Linked DNA regions of Mus musculus: region 2 is linked to region 1. The links are chromatin loops, found by intact Hi-C in ENCODE. Cell type or tissue: gastrocnemius. All regions are shown on one strand.

The links. Hi-C counts contacts between places; a loop is a spot of excess contacts. Peaks named below come from ENCODE experiments on the same cell type or tissue, not always from the same donor. Only the 100,000 strongest peaks of a DNase experiment are listed, where the experiment ranks them.
Region 2: a loop joins it to region 1, with 2.1 times the contacts of the local background. A loop is called at or near these places in 4 of 42 quality-filtered maps.

The regions. Positions count from the first base shown.
Region 1 is chr9:48,960,161-48,968,160 of GRCm38, reverse strand. Htr3b (5-hydroxytryptamine (serotonin) receptor 3B) reads left to right here and starts at 3,171. Exons shown (of 9, transcript NM_020274.4): 1 at 3,171-3,415. The coding sequence starts at 3,376. In gastrocnemius, a CTCF peak has its summit at 3,412 (motif pointing left); no DNase peak of the experiment used is centred here.
Region 2 is chr9:48,476,359-48,484,358 of GRCm38, reverse strand. Rexo2 (RNA exonuclease 2) reads left to right here and starts at 3,748. Exons shown (of 7, transcript NM_024233.4): 1 at 3,748-3,952; 2 at 4,966-5,049. The coding sequence starts at 3,806. In gastrocnemius, no CTCF peak of the experiment used is centred here; a DNase peak (open chromatin) is centred at 3,692; H3K4me3 peaks cover 2,406 bases; H3K27ac peaks cover 3,210 bases.

The DNA of each region.
Region 1 (8,000 bases):
AAAGATATTTAAGGCCTATTTTGTGAACTAATTGCATTTGCATATTTATGGGATTTACTGATATAGCAGTAATTAAAAACTATTTAGTAGTCTTAAAGGACACATAACTCAGTCGCCGTTTGCATAATAAACACTTCCTTATTATGTTTGCATAATAAGCCCTCTCCCCCTGCTTCTTCCAGAAGATGTTGGTCCATCTAAAAGGTGCCACATACTGCTTGGAAGTGGAGAAGCATGGTACAGGGGTTTGGCGGCTGTGGAGAGGGCCTTCTGAACGGATATTCTTCTAGACTCTCTTAATGGTGGTGAGCCAGGCCTGAGTTGCTGTTAGAGAATGGCAGACTCAACCTCACTTGACATTTTGGTTTACTTTGCCCCAGTGTTATTTCTTGAGGATCCCGAGAAGAATACAGTAGTACAGGCCTAGAGCCTCAGCAGAGGCTGAAGTAGGAGGCTCTCTCTCTCTCTTTCTCTTTCTCTTTCTCTTTCTCTTTCTCTTTCTCTTTCTCTTTCTCTTTCTCTTTCTCTTTCTCTCTCTCTCCCTCTCTCTCTCTCTCTCTGACACACACACACTCTCTCTCTCTCTCTCTCTCTCTCTCGTACACACACACCCACCATGAATGTTTAGCCCCTCTTGACTCCAGCTTTGCGTCTTAAATATACTGATTTGGGAAGCACAGAGAGTTGGCTCAGTGGTCAAGAGCACTTGTTGCTCTTGCTGAGGAACCAGGTTCAGTTCCCAGTTCCCACAAGGTGGTTTATCACCATTCAGTTCCAAGGAACACAGCACCCTTCTGGCCTCAGTGGGCACTAGGCAGGCCTGTAGTGCACATACATACATACATACATACATACATACATACATACATACAGGCAAAACACTCATACAGAGAAAATAAAATAATTGAAAATATTTAAATATACAGGTCTGCTTGAGAGGCTCCAATACAATTCAAGCCCATACTTACATTTCTATGACACGTTCTAAGATGTCCCATGGAAGCTCTTGGTAGTAAAAAGCTATCTGGCTGGGAAGGGATGGGTTTAAGGAGAGTGAGAGGAGACAATCTGCGTTTTAAAAAAATTTAAAGATTGAGCTGGGTGTAGTTGTGCACACCTTTTATCTCAGCACGCAGAAGGCAGAGGCAGAGGCAAACAGATCTCTGTAAGCTGGAGGCCAGCTTGGTCTACATAGTGAGTTCCAAGCCAGCCAGAACTATGTAGTAAGAACTGGTTTGGGGGTGGGAGTTAGGGGGAGTGAAAGGTTGAGATGAGAATCTAAAACCATTGGGTAAATATGAGAGAGTTACACCAAGAAGAGAGCTGAGTCGGTATATGACTGAAAACTCTCCCGAAGACACCATATTCATGCAAACTCATGGCAGCATGCAGCAGCCAAGAGCTGTAGCAGGTAGCAGCACCAGACTGCTGTTAAATCAGCCAATGAAGGTCATAATGGATTGGCACCACACATCATTAGCAATAGCCTTGCAGTTACAGACGGGCACACGAGAAAGTGCAAAGGAAAAGGAGGGAGGGGATGTCCCAGAAGGGTCTGCCTTAGAGTCATGGTGCCCTAGAATGAGTGGCAAGATACCACGTGGATCACCAACTCAATTCAAACTTCTGCAAGAACGGAGGCTTCTGAATCCCTCCCCTACCAACCCAGCTGTGCTACCTCTTGTTCAGATTCTTCCACGAGCCAAAACAGACGCTTAGAACTGTCAGGAGCAGACAGCAAGGGGCCAGATTAATTCTCAGTGAGCAAGGCTCTCGAAGCCCAGGGTACCACTGTCTATGGGCGTTCCTCAAAATCAAAACCAACAGAAACACTCCCCATAGATTTGACCTCCAGCAGATTAAATTGTAACTTCGTTTTCTTCTGAAATGTTTTCTGCACAATCCAACAAAGTCAGAAGGCTAGCTCTCCTCTCCTACCTCTACCCACACAACTCTTTCACAGACAATTAGCTTGACTAGCTAGTGTGGAGTTACTACATCGAAGACTATTGTCTGTTTGTTAATGGGGTAGGGGTGTTAGTTTGCTTTATTTCATTTCTTCTTTGTTGAGTGAGACATGATCTCCTGTAGTTCAGTCTGGCCAGGAACTTGGTAGATAACCAAGGCTGGACTTGAACGCCTGGTCCCGTCTCCTCCTTCCAAGTGCTGGGGTTATAATTGTGAGCAGTTATGCTGGGCCTGAGAAGGACATTAATTAATTAATTAATTAATTAATTAATTTATTTGAGCATGTTGAAGTGGTGTCTGCACAGGTACACAGACAGCAGAGGGACTCCTGCTGTACAGCCAGAGAGGAGGAGGTGACGTAACAAAAAGTGAACATTATTCAATTCATCAAACAGCAACGAATCCTTTGTCAGGGAGCCAACAAGATGGCTCACTGGGAAGGGGTGCTTCAACCAAGCCTGACAATCCAAGTTTGATTTGGTTCCCACAAATTGGGACACCATTTGAATCCCCAGGACCCACATGGTAGAAGGAGAGAACCAGTTCCCAAAAGTTGTCCTCTGAGCTCTCCATGTACCCCACAGCATTTGTCTACCCCCACATACAAAGTCAAGACATAAAAATATCTTTAAGGGGACATTTAAAAAAAATCTTTCATCGAATGATGTTAAACATTAATAGTTCTTGTCTTCAAGAAGCCTAAAAGCATCTTGTCTGGGCTACTTTGTGTACTGTGCTCAGTGAAAATTTAAAAAGCATTCCTATTTATCAAAAATCAATGTTTCTCTTCATTAAAGGGGCCTAGCAGAAACAAAAGCACTCTTTCTGCTGTATTGTTTGTAGTTGATGTTCATTAGACAATACCAGGCTCCCATTAACTCAAGAGCCCAGTGACTGTTCCCAGAGACTGAAGATGTTCCTCCCTACATCTGATTTAAGGCAGCTATCTGGATCTCAATTATTAATGAAATTAGGGTCCTGAATGCCAGCAAGAACATTGCCTTAGGTAAAGGCTGTAAAGGAAATCATATTAGCTTGGAATTTCCTCTCCTCGGGGGCCCCCTCTTAAATTGCATTATTCACTTAGCTGGCTCCTGTAAGGGAGATGGAGTCTTGGCCATCATCCTAGGGCAGATCCAAGTGGAGAAGCTTGTGGGGTTCATGAAGGCATTAATTTCCAAACCTGTATGTGGTGTTCATGTGTCTTGTCCAGTCGGATGTTTACAAAATAGCAGCACCAAGGTTACCACACATGAGCAAACAGGAGAAGAGGGTGGAGGGGTGCTGAGAGGTGCAAGGTCAAGCAGTGTCCCCCGGCTCGCCAGCCTGCCTGCCCACCAGCCTGCCTGCCCACCAGCCGGCAGCCATCGCTCTTCTCTGGTACCTGCCCCAGAATAGGCAAGTGCGATGATTCTTCTGTGGTCCTGCCTCCTGGTGGCTGTAGTAGGTAAGTCCTGTGACTGATTCTGTCTTGACTCTCAGAGTGTGGTGTCCACACTGTGCTGGGAACACCTCAGATCTCTTCCTTTGGGTTCATGATCTGTTAAATGCTAGTCCTATGGAGCTTTGCAGAGACCAGCGATGTGTCTCTGACACTCCCATTGCCACCTCCGTTTACACAGATGAAAAGTCACTCCAAAACTTACCTTTGACGGGAAATTTTTCTCTTCTGAAGAAATCCAGCTCACTCCAGTGATTTACATTAAACTCGGGGCAATCTCTTTCAGATATGTATAGATAATGTGTTCTTAGGATCCCAGATAGCTTTGGCTTCTTTATAAAACTTTAGCAGAGCAGAGAAAGAGTCCCATGGATTTGTCTCAGCTGGGTATCATTTTGATATCACAGTGTTTGACTCCAGCTTTGCAGAAACTGCAGAAGTGGCCAGTATATTGCTAAAGCTTGTAAGTTTTAAGTACGTGATTTCTATTAAAATACTTTAGATATTATGTGTGTTTTAATGTATGGAACGATACATCCATGGTGGTATTAACTCTACTGACTTGGACTGTTTTAGTTAGGATGCAGTTGATTTTTTTTTTAAATGTGGATAAATCAAGGATCTATGGGTTGTCCATACCCACACCTGGGTATGTGTCACTCTTTGTCTTAAAACCCATTCTCTAATCTGGTAATGTATCCTTTCATTCATCCCAACTGTACTTAAAGAGACAGAGAAAACGGTTTCTGTTGGTGGTTCCTAGCACGCTAGTTTTGTGTATCTTACCCTTATACCCTACCTCTTTGAGGGCTCTCCTAGAGCTTGGGTCTGAATTCTCAAAGTTTAAAATGAACCCAAAAGTAAGATGAATCAGTTAAAAAGACAAAGGAATTTGTTAGCTAGAAAGCTGGACATTTACAAACAAAGAAAGAAAACACTGGAGATGATCCCTCCCCCCACCCCCATTTGGTAGAGAAGAAAAATAGCCACAAAATTCCTGGACATTTAACTTCAAGGATAAAAGCTTGTCTTAATTATAAGAGTAAAAGAGAGGAAGTTTCATTAATGCCAAATGGATTCCTTTGCAGAAAATAACCATCAACATGAAGCTAAGATAAAATAGAAAAATGAAGTCAAGAAGACCGGGGAAATTCTTCTTACCAGCTTTTCCCTCTGATGTTTTGTACTCTGGTTGGATTTTGGTTCTCACTGGGGCAAGAACAATGTTTTAACGGGGTCTAATGGCAGGGGCCTCCTCAGGAATGACACGGAGGACATTTGTGACCAAGAATCTGGCACTTTACTGAGCACTGTAGAGTTGACCTGTAACTGTGAGAACAAAGTGTTCCTCTGTGCTGAGAGTACGCTAGGGATGAGGCTAGTCCACCTCCAGCTGCACTGCTCACTAGCCACAAGACCCACACAAGTCAATTCATTCTTTAGGCAGGTTTTCAGGGCCTTATGTAGTCCAGGCTAGCCTCAAACTTACTGGGTAGCTGAATGTTGAAATCCGATCTTCCTGCTTTCACCTCTCAGATTCTAGATTATAGGTATATACCACCTCGCCCTGTTTGTGTGGTTCTAAAGGTGGAACTCAGGCCTTCAGGCATGTTAGGCACTTACTCCACCCCACGATCCTCATCCCCAGATCTTTGACTCCATTCAGAGTATTCACGAAGATCAGATAATAGAAGTGTAACATGCAACACAAATGTAAGGCATTATCAACCAGAAGCACAGACTCCAAAAAGACCACTCTTTGTTTCTGCTCAGTAACAGGCTGTGCACAGCGTATAGGTTTTCTTTCCAATGGCTGACTCAGTGCTGGTCCTAATATTTGTAGACAGCCAGGTCACCATAGTGTCATGCCTAGGAGGATGTTCTCTGAATGCAGACCAGCTGTGCTTTGGCCCCAGCCTCTTCATTTGTAAGCTACGGCCGGCCCTGGGCAGCTGTACTGTCACTGAATCTGTAGTAATTATGCCATCTTTTCTCTCTCTCTCTCTCTCTCTCTCTCTCTCTCTCTCTCTCTCTCTCTCTCTCTCTCTCACACACACACACACACACACACACACACAAACCAATACAAACAAATAAAAAAAACTAGTGAAAAAGTAAGAATTTTGTTGTTGTTAATAGGGACTCAGTGTTTAGTCTGGGCTGGCCCATAACTAAGTATGTAGCCCAGGCTAGCCTTGGATGTGTGATTCCTTGCCTCAATCTCTGGAGGGCTGAGATTTCAGGCATGTGCCACCATGCCTGCCTTTGTATTCTATTGTCCTTTCAAATCTCTTCCTCTCCAAATACTTTGTCACTTAGTCCCTAACACATTCTACTCTACAGAAACAATCCACGTGACTAATGGGAGCCGCTTATCACATCTGAGGAGGCAGGGTTGACTGGGAGTCTCTCCCGAGCCCGACAATAGCTTCCATCAGTGTCTGTGGAAACGGCCCTGAACTTTGAGTCATTTAGCGCTTGTGTGAATGTCACATTAGCTTTCAAAGGGGGCATCATTTGCTGCTAATTAATGGTCACTTAAATCCTTAATCTCTCTCCTGTAATTGATCTTTCTCCTCACACAAATTTGCATTCATAGTAGAAGTGCGATTTATTATTTCCTGCCAGCATTTGCCAGAACGCTGTCCTCTATACAGCCATGTAAGCTTACTCCTGTTTACTTTTGGTTTTTCTCTTTTGTTCCTAGTCCTAGCTTCCAGAACTTTCTCTTTTTTACCTAACACTTTTGACACATTCTAGAAAGCATGGTGGCTCTATCCTCAGGAGATGTATGGACTATTTCCTAGGTAAGAAAGCAGAGAGAGACTGGGGTTCTTATGAGGAGAGGCTACAAGGGAACACACCTTTATCCTTCAGCATCAGAGTTCAATTCCACCTCCATTTCCTGTGTTGAATTGTGCCCAGTTCAGGATTTCTCCAACTGATACCTGAATTGGGAGCTCCCAAGAGAGGCTAAAAAAAGCTACTGCCCAAAGCAAACTTCGTAGGGAGATCGGCTGGGTTTGATGTTCCCAGCTTCCCCTCCCTGGGTACAACAGTGAGAAATGTTCTCAGGTAGAGAGTCACACAGCGTGTTTTGACAGTAACAATTCACAAAAACCTTAAAAAAAAAAACCCGATGTCCCATACAAGCCGCCCACTTTCGTCCTGCATGCCTGAATAGCTGCTTCCATCCTAGGCTTCTACGTGGGTGAACAGTCAGGGAGTTAAAACGCTCATTAAGTTCACAATTCTGATGGTAATGAAAGCAGATCTTCTACTTCCCGCCTCCAGCCTCTGACCGCAACTCCAGCATCGCCGCCTTTAGCGGTTTTTTTTTCCTCGTGTTGTCCCCTCTTGCCCCAATCCTAGACATTGATAAATCATTGAAATTGCTGCTTGTGGTGTTAGGTGGCAGATGACTGCATTCATAAAGAGATGGCTCCAAATGGGATTGTTGCATGGGGAGAAGCGATCTCATCCAGTTTCCTACTGGATCCCTCAGACCGTCAGGAGCTCATCAAAACAGGGCAATCCCCACGCAGGACACAGCAGATAGCTTTCATCCAACACCATGTCAGGAGGTGTGCAATTTGCTTCAGTCCAATGACTTATCGAAGCTTCAAATCCCCCAAGGGTTGGCAGGCGAAGCCTGTGAACAAAATATCTTTTTGCAATTCAGAGAGAGCCCTCACAAATCTGTCACTTCCAATTCCCTTTGCTTGTTCCTCTTGCTTGCTCTCCCCTGCCTCCACACCAATCATGACTCCTCTAACAAATCAAGATCCCGGGACCAGAGGAAATGATTGTCTCCTGAAGCCAGGGAGAATTTTCCCAAAGCAAAGATCTCATTTTCTGACAAGCACATTTTATTCAAAGACAGATGGTGTGAGAAAATAGATTTTTCAATGGAAACAAACAAACAAAAAGCATGAATTGAACTCTCATTAATTCCTTTATGTAGACATTCATGCAGATCTTTGGGATCAATGGATTGTCCATTACATAGGAAATCAAAAGAAAACAAAAACAAAAACAAAACAGTAGGTAAGAGTGATCTGTTTTAAAAGCAAGGGGATCTGAGTTCGAATCCCCAGCAGCCATGAAAAAAGCCATGCATGGCTGTGCATGCACCTATAACTCCCACACCGTAGGGGACAAAGACATGAGCATCACATGGGCTTGCTGGTTGCTAGTCTATCTCCATGTTCAGTGAGAGATCTTATTTTGAGGGAGCAAGTCAAAGACAGATAGGTCCGGACAACCCCATGTCCTCCAGGTGGATATATGCACCTGCCCCCACTCAAACATACAAACCAACCGCAGGGTTAAGTTTGAGCTAAGGGTATGGGTGAATTTTTTCATCATGCCAACAGAGCAGAGACAGCATTCTGTCTCTGAATGGTCACTGTGACACGGAACTGTAGGGACAGTTTGCTTTGCTGAAGATTAACTTAATTTATGTATTTTTGCAGTGCAATCTCTTTTGAGGGCGTGCCCGAGTCTATTTTCCTGTTGCTATGATAAACATACTGTTGTGCCAGGAAGTGCTCGTGAATCCCCAAAAGACCACCAAGGAGCTGATTCCAAT
Region 2 (8,000 bases), 480 kb after region 1:
TCAGGAACTTCAGAAGAGCAGTCAGTGCACTTAACCGCTGAGCCATTTCTCCAGCCCAGAGTTGTGATTCTTTGAATGCAATTTTTGTGTATCTGGCAAAAAATGCCTTCAGCAAATTTGTATAATTAAAAAAAATCTTTACATGCCTTATTATCTTGCTTTATCTTGACATCAGTGTACATTACACTGTCCTTTAGAAAAACAAACAAGCATAATGTTCTTTGCCTCAGAAATGGGGATGGGGGTGTGATAACTCGGTGGCGAAGACAGGCTTTTTTCCCCCCATTTGTTCCATTATCTCCTTACTAACATGTTTCACAGATGGGAAAGTAGTCACTTCCTTCCCTATCAAAGAAAAAGTTCCAAATACAAAATAATGTGCCCAAATTTTAGAACTTCAAACCACATTAGATTCACCAGTCTCTGCTTTCTGAGTTTGCATACAACTTGAGCAGCTGCCTCAAGCTCCTGACACCAGGACCTCCCTGCCAGGAAGGGCTGTATTATTTACTGAACTGTGGGCTGACATAACCTGGCTCTCCAACAACCTCTCCAAAACCCTTAAAAGCAAACAAACACATGAACCCCTACTTTAATATGTTGAGTATTTCCTGTGTCCTGTATAATGAGCATTAACTAACTTTGCCAAAACTACTCTTATTAAGGTCAACATTTAATTGGGGCTGGTTTACTGGTTCAGAGGTTCAGTCCATTATCATCAAGATGGGAACAGGCATGGCGCAGGCAGAGCTGAGAGTTCTACATCTTCATCCAAAAGCTGCTAGTGGAAGACTGACTTCCAGGCAACTAGGGTGAGGATCTTAAGCCCACACCCACAGTGACACACCTATTCCAACCAGGTCACACCTCCAAATGGTGCCACTCCCTGGTCCAAGAATATACAAACCATCACACTTGGTAAGTTGGTAGGATCTTTAGCATTTGTGTTGGTTTCCCATTAGAGTAACAAATCACCAAAGACAATCAACCAGTGGTGAAGAACGACTTCTTTTAGGCACTTGGGTTTTAGAGGTTTAAGTCTATGGTCAGGCGGAGTCACTGCTGTTGGGCCTGTGGTAGGGTGGTGCATATTGGCAGGGAGTATGCAATGGAGCCAAGCTCTACAGACTCGATGGCTGCGACGAAACAGGGCAGGAGGGAGGGAGGAGTGGAGGATCACAGTCCCCCTTCAAGAGCATGCATCTAATGACTGGAAGACCTGTCACGAGGCCCTACCTTTCAAAGTTTTCACAAGCTGTCAACACGATGATGGGGCCAATCCTTACAACACTCTGGCCTTTGACGGACTTCCAGATCCAAATCCCAAAGCTTCATGGTAGAGTGCTCTGTACAAGCTAAGTACTTGGTATGTGTTTGTAAACTGAGTTGACATAAATGCAGTTCAGATTTCATAAAAACCTCAGTGGCCACATATACAGATGTGCTCTGAGGATACTTTCTTTTTTTTTTAAAGGCTTATTTTATTTAATAATGGATGTGGGGGAAATATTAATTTAAAAAAATTCTAGAGCCAAACATGTTATATCATAACTAATCCCTAAACTTGGAAGGTAGGAAGACTGTCACGGGTTTGAGGTCAGCCTGCACTGCATGAGTGAGACCCTGTTTCAAACAACCAAATATAAACCAGACGGAAACCAAAACTGTTTCTGTAGCAGAAAACAGAGACAGTGGGTACAACTTATAGGTCATGACTCCTCCTCCCCAGGAAAGGACGTGTCTCAGCTAAAGTCACAATATTCTAGCCTTTGTCACACAGCTGCTTTCTGCAAGTCTAAAATGGTCATAGATATGGTGGGAAGACATTAGCACACTTACTCACACTCTTTGTTTTGGCAAAACTGTGCATAAATCTATATCTAGTTTCTTTTACCATTTTCTGTTTTGCAATTTCTTTAGAATTTAGGGAAAATAACTGTTTTATTTATGGTAAGAACACTAAATCTGTACTTATCATTGTAACAGAACACATTACCTTAGCTGAATAAACGTGAAAGGTTCTAAAACTCCCACACATAGTTTCTGTTTATTTTTGAGATAGGGTTCCCTGTGGCTATTTACATAGCTATAATTTTTCATTGTTAAATGTAACCATTCATTGTTAAAAAAAAATCATGGGTGTGGTTTTTCAGGATATAAATTGTTAAATACCACCACCAAAGGTGTAATAAAAAAAAGATCTCTATTTGTGCAGTGTGTATGTGTGTGTACGTGTGTGTATGTGTGTTTACTGGTGCCCACTAAGGTTTGAAGAGGGCAACACAATCCCTCGGAGCTGAAGTTCAATCCCCTGCAAGAGCAGCAAGTACTCTTACTTAACCTTTGAGCCATCTCTCCAGCCTAAGGATGTTATCCTTTCAAAATGTAAAGAAGTAATACTGAGAATAAGCCCAGCGGATTCAAATTCCTATATAGCCAGGTGTGGTGTTGCACACTTTTAATCCTAGTACTTGGGAGGCAGAATTCCAGGCCAGCTTGGGTTCTGTAGTGTGTCTCTTTGTCTTAAAAAAAAAGTTTCAATGCTACAATAGAGTTCTCCTTCCTATGAGTAGGGCCACAAATGATTACAAACTTAACAGTATGTTCTACTAGGTAATGCCGTTATAATATACATACCCATTCTGCAGTAAAATTGAACATGTAATTTGACACCCGTTTCCATGATTTTTTCCGTTTCTCTGGCCAAGCTTGGCAGGTCACCGGTGGAGTAGCTGAAATCCACTTGTAGGTTGCAGCATCCTTAAAGCTTTGATTAGGCAACAATGTTTGTCTCACAAAACCAGCTCACCGGGTAGGAATAACTATGCCACCAACCACAAGCTCTGTAATTACTGGCAACACAGCTTTCAGAAAAAGACACAGAGTATGTGATTCAAGACTGAGCACGTTTGTGACAAAATTGCCCTTTGCAGAGGCGTTTGCTACTGAGCTAAAATATAAGATCTCCGCAGAGGCCCCTTCGAGCGTAGGTGATGAAAACCGTATCTATTGTGGGAGATTAAGGACCCGTCTATTAAAACCAGAGCGATCGGCAAAGGCAGAGCGCAGGACAGAGCAGGCAGAGCTATTCCAACTCTCTTTAGTGGGCTGCAAAAGGTAGAATAGTATACGATCTAACAACCGAAACACAGCCTACACGTCCTGGCATCCTAGAAAACGAGACAAGGCTTCTGCCAATAATGGGAAAGGAACATTTATGGAACACCTGATATGTGCGAAGTCATCTTTCAGAAAAGAGACCATTTAAGGACTCCTAAACGGTGATGGCGGAATTGGCCTTGTAGCTCAAAAGAGCACGTCACTCGGATTCCAAGTAAATAAGAAATATACTCAATACGCGGAAGGGAGGGGCAGGTAAAAAAAAAAAAAAAAAGAAAAACTGAGGGAGGTAGCAGTAAGGAAAAGGTAGATTTAAAACAATTCTTAAACATATAACCATATTTTTCAAAGTAAAGCCTCTTCAACTTCGCAGCTTAGAACTAATAAAAACTCAGGAATGATATCTCCTGGAAACAGACAAACTTTAGCGGTGAAATACTAGCAAGTCCCTTAACATCCGAAAACACGTGGCGGGGGAGGGGAGCAGGAGGCTGGACCAAGGACTCCTACTCCCATCAGCCCTTTCGGCAGCCGAGAGTAGCTGTGGAGGGCGAGCCGACGCCTCGCATGCCGGGGCTTGTAGTCTTCTCCCGGCACCTCCCCGTGGGTTTGCGACGTTTAGCGACTGTGGCGCCTGCGCGCGCTGGGCCGGCGGGGCTGGGGCCGTGGCGGCTCGTGCCGGGTGATGCTAGGCGTATCCCTGGGCGCCAGGCTGTTGCGGGGCGTGGGTGGCAGGCGCGGGCAGTTCGGGGCGCGAGGTGTCAGCGAAGGTAGCGCAGCCATGGCGGCAGGGGAGAGCATGGCTCAGCGAATGGTCTGGGTGGACCTGGAGGTGAGAGTGCGGCCGGGGCGAGGAGGGTGCGGGGAGGCGAGCGCAGATTCGCGCGTGGGACCGAGGGACTCCCCTGTCCCGGGAAGCAGCAGGGATCTGGGTGTCAGGTGCGACAGGTGAGCACGGCCCCAGGAGCCCCGAGTCAAGAGTTTTTGCGGGGTCTGGGACTGTCCCTGGACTGTGGGGTTTCTTTCCATCTGGGTGGAGCCGTCCATGTGTCTCCCCTCTCCCTAGCCTCGACCTCCACCCAGAAGTGAATTTGTGTTACGCGTTAGTGACTCTGAGGATCGTGGGTGAGAGTTGGGGCAGCGACTCTGAGCCCTGCTCCGTCCCCACCTCCTAGCCTTAAAAGACTAGGTTGCTTAAGCTAGGACTCAGGAGATGACTCAGCCTTACCCCTCATTCCATAAAAGAGAAAATTGAGGCCCCATTGGAAGATTCAGGTTACCCATTTTAGTTTTAACGCATTCATACCTAGGCCTCTCTTGAACTCCAGTTTTCTGCTTACGAACTGAGTTCATTTGTTAACTTTTTTTGTTGTTGTTGTTGTTGGGAAAACTTCGGAAACCATTGTAAACCTCCGAGAGGTAACGTTCGTGAGCTCACTTTTCTGTAGTCAAGTTTTCATCCTGCTTATTTTGAGTCTGTTCCCAGGACAAATGTGTTTGACAGTAGCTGGCCCGCCCGCAGGAAGTGCCTTTAGCAGTCTCTGAGCACTCAGAACTTAATACCCTGAGTACTGCCCAGACCATTACTGGTCATAGAATGTGAGCTGGGTCCACACAAAGGAATCTCTGTCAAGTAAACTTGGGCAGCACGCCTTTAATCCTAGCACTTGGGAGGCAGAGGCAGGTGGATTTCTGAGTTCGAGGCCAGCCTGGTCTACAGAGTGAGTTCCAGGACAGCCAGGGCTACACAGAGAAACCCTGTCTCAAAAAAATAAAACAAAAACAAAACAAAACAAAAGGTGGTTTCATGTGTTTGTTATATGCTTGTTTATTTATGTTTTACAGATGACAGGATTGGATATTGAGAAGGATCAGATTATTGAGATGGCCTGCCTGATAACTGACTCTGATCTTAACATTTTGGCTGAAGTAGGTGATGCCGTGTAAATACATTCATACCACTTAAAGGGCATTGGGGATCTAAAGGTGCCTTCATCTGATCTCACTGAAAAACGTAGCAGATTGAGGTCTGTGTAGATTAAGGCCCAGTGCTATATTACTAGGACAATGTAATATAATATGTTAGAGTTGGTATTGGAACCAACATAATCCACTTCATAACCGGATTAAGTTTTCAGTTGAAATTGACAGAACTCCCCCTCCCCCAAGGCTACAACAGTTCTGCAGGGTTTACACGTGTATTCTTAGTCCTCATGATGATAAGATAGGCTCTGTTAATGATGTTCATTGTCCACCGGAAGATATTGGGTTACAAGAGATTTGGGGGACTTGCTCAAGAGCATTTGGCTAGGTATTGGGGAAGCTGGTTAAACTACTCTCTAAACACAGGCAGTCTCAAGTGTTCCCACCAGTATCCAGCCAGCTGGGTCCTCATCAAGCTTGGTGTCCCCCGACAGAGTTTCCCATCTCTATGTCCTACCTTCGGCTTTAATTCCATATATAGTCCCCCTTATACCACTCCATCAGGGGTTGGTTCCAGGATTCCTCTGTAGATACCTAAATCTCATTCCCCTGTATCCTGGAAGGAGATGCAGTATTTCTCATGTACTTTGAATCACCTCTAGATTGCCTGGTGTCATTCTTGTGCTCCCAATAGAATACCTGATACGACGTTGGTGCGTGTAAGTAGTGTTTAAAGTAGTGTTTACACCATGTTGGTTAGGGAATGTTAAGGAAAAAAAAAGTATCCGTATGCGTTCCTTACAGACCAATGACGTTTCCGTCTGAACTGGGTGACTCCTCCCAGATGACACCCATTGTCCCAGGTGGCCGTTGCCTTCTCAGCTAGACTGTGTGGTTCTTGCACCTCTGTGTTAGGGTTTTAGAACATCTATAGACACACTTTTAGAATGTGTGCTCACGGTGATTTTTATCACTCTGTTAAATGCTGCCTTTAACTGAAACCTTTAGCAGAACAAATAGAATAGACCTGTTGGCACTTGCGTTTAAGCACCCGTGAAGCGTTTTAAAAGATGAAATCCCTGACCTTGATACCATCCTCAATATTCGAAGTCATTAAAGAACAAAATAGGCCAGGCTTAGTGGCAGGAGTCTTTAATCCCAGCACTTGGGAGGCAGTGGCAGGTGGATCTCTGTGAGTCTGAGACCAGCGAGGTCTATATGACTAGTTCCTGGGCACTCAGGGCTACCTAGTGGGGGTGGAGAGATGGCTCAGCAGTTCAAGCATGTACTACTCATTCATGAAGACAAGAGTCTGTGTCCTAATACCCAGGTCTCACGAGCCCCTGAATCTCCACCTCTAAAGGACCTGACCGGACCAGACACATGCATACGCATAGAAATCAAATGAAACAACAAAACCTGTAGACATGGAGCACGTATGCCCGCGGAAAGAAGAGTCTAGTTAATAAATTAGGTTTTCAGAGCGCAGGCTCAGTGGACACTGGAGCCACAGCCATTTCCCGTTTACAGTTAGGACGTCTTTTTATTCCCTGGGTAAGCAAAAGGACTTTTCATTCCCTGGAGAAAGCATTTTTTAGCTGGGCACGATGTCACACACTTTTCATCTCAGCAGTTCAGAAGGCAGAAGCAGGGTGGTCAATGTGAGTTTGAGTCTAGGCTGGTTGACAGAGTAAGTTCCAGGTCATCTTGGGCTATACAGTGAGACTCTGTCTCAAAACAACAACAGCAAAACCTAAACAAAAAAACAAACAAGCATTTAGAGGTGAATTCCTGTCTTGTAGTGGCAACAAGGCTTATCATCTCGTTGAGAACCATGAGACTATTATATTTCTTACAACAGTTTCCTGTATAAATCAAGTCCCGAGCTTTCTTTCGCTTTGGACACTTGTTTTTCTGACTTGGGATATTTTTGGTGATGAATGGTCAAGTGTCTTTATTTTGTCATCCCTGCTCACTCTTGGCTAAAGAAGTGTTTTTCTTTTAGACTGTGGATGACCTGAAATGTGGTCTAATGGATCAGTTGGTTGATATGTACTCGGGGAACTTTGGTGTGTGTCCGTACAGTTGCTCATGAATAGGGTGTTTGTTCAAAGGCTTAAGTCAGATGAGGATAAGGGTATTAAGAAAAATACTTAAGGGATGTCAGTTGCATGGGGAGTATGTTTTATTTTCATGGAAGAGTCTGAGGAAAGTGTTGTTTGCTGATAGAAGCATCCTGTTTTGCAAACTTCATTTGGAGTCTTAGTTTGCCAAAGGGCAGTTTAGAAAAGGTCAGGTGATTTATAGTATGGATTTCTGTTCTTCAATTTTTTTTTTTGACATAGCTTTTATTTCTCCACCAAGATTGTTGACATCTGTTTTTGTATTTGGCTACAATTCAGTTTTAGACAAGTGGCCTATTTTAGTACAGTTCTAGACTAGCTGTAGAGTTTACTCTATAGTGGCTCAGCAGGAAAGGCAAAGGCTCTTGCTGCCAAGCCTGACAACTTGAATTTGATCCTTAGGAACCACGTGGTGGAAGGAGAGGACCAGCTCTCAAAAGTTGTTTTCTGGCCTGCGCGCGCACAAACACACACACACACACACACACACACACACACACACACACACACATGCACAGAGGAATATGTTACACTTACATTCTTGCATATAAGTAAGTAAGATCAATACATTTTAGAAAAAGAATATAAAATGTGTTGGTTATATAAACTTGCATTCATTTCAGTGATTGGACTGTGAGTTTACCACCTTACCAGTGTGTTTATCACCTTACTCCTTGCATTCTGTTAGGGCATGATAAAGAAAGTTAGACTTTCTTGTGACCCTTGCTTTTTAAAGTGAAACAAAAATCATTTGCTAAATTCCACGTGTTAGGCTCTGTAACAGACTCACAATTTCATCACCCGGGCCAGAGGGCTGGCCAGCAGGCTCGGTAG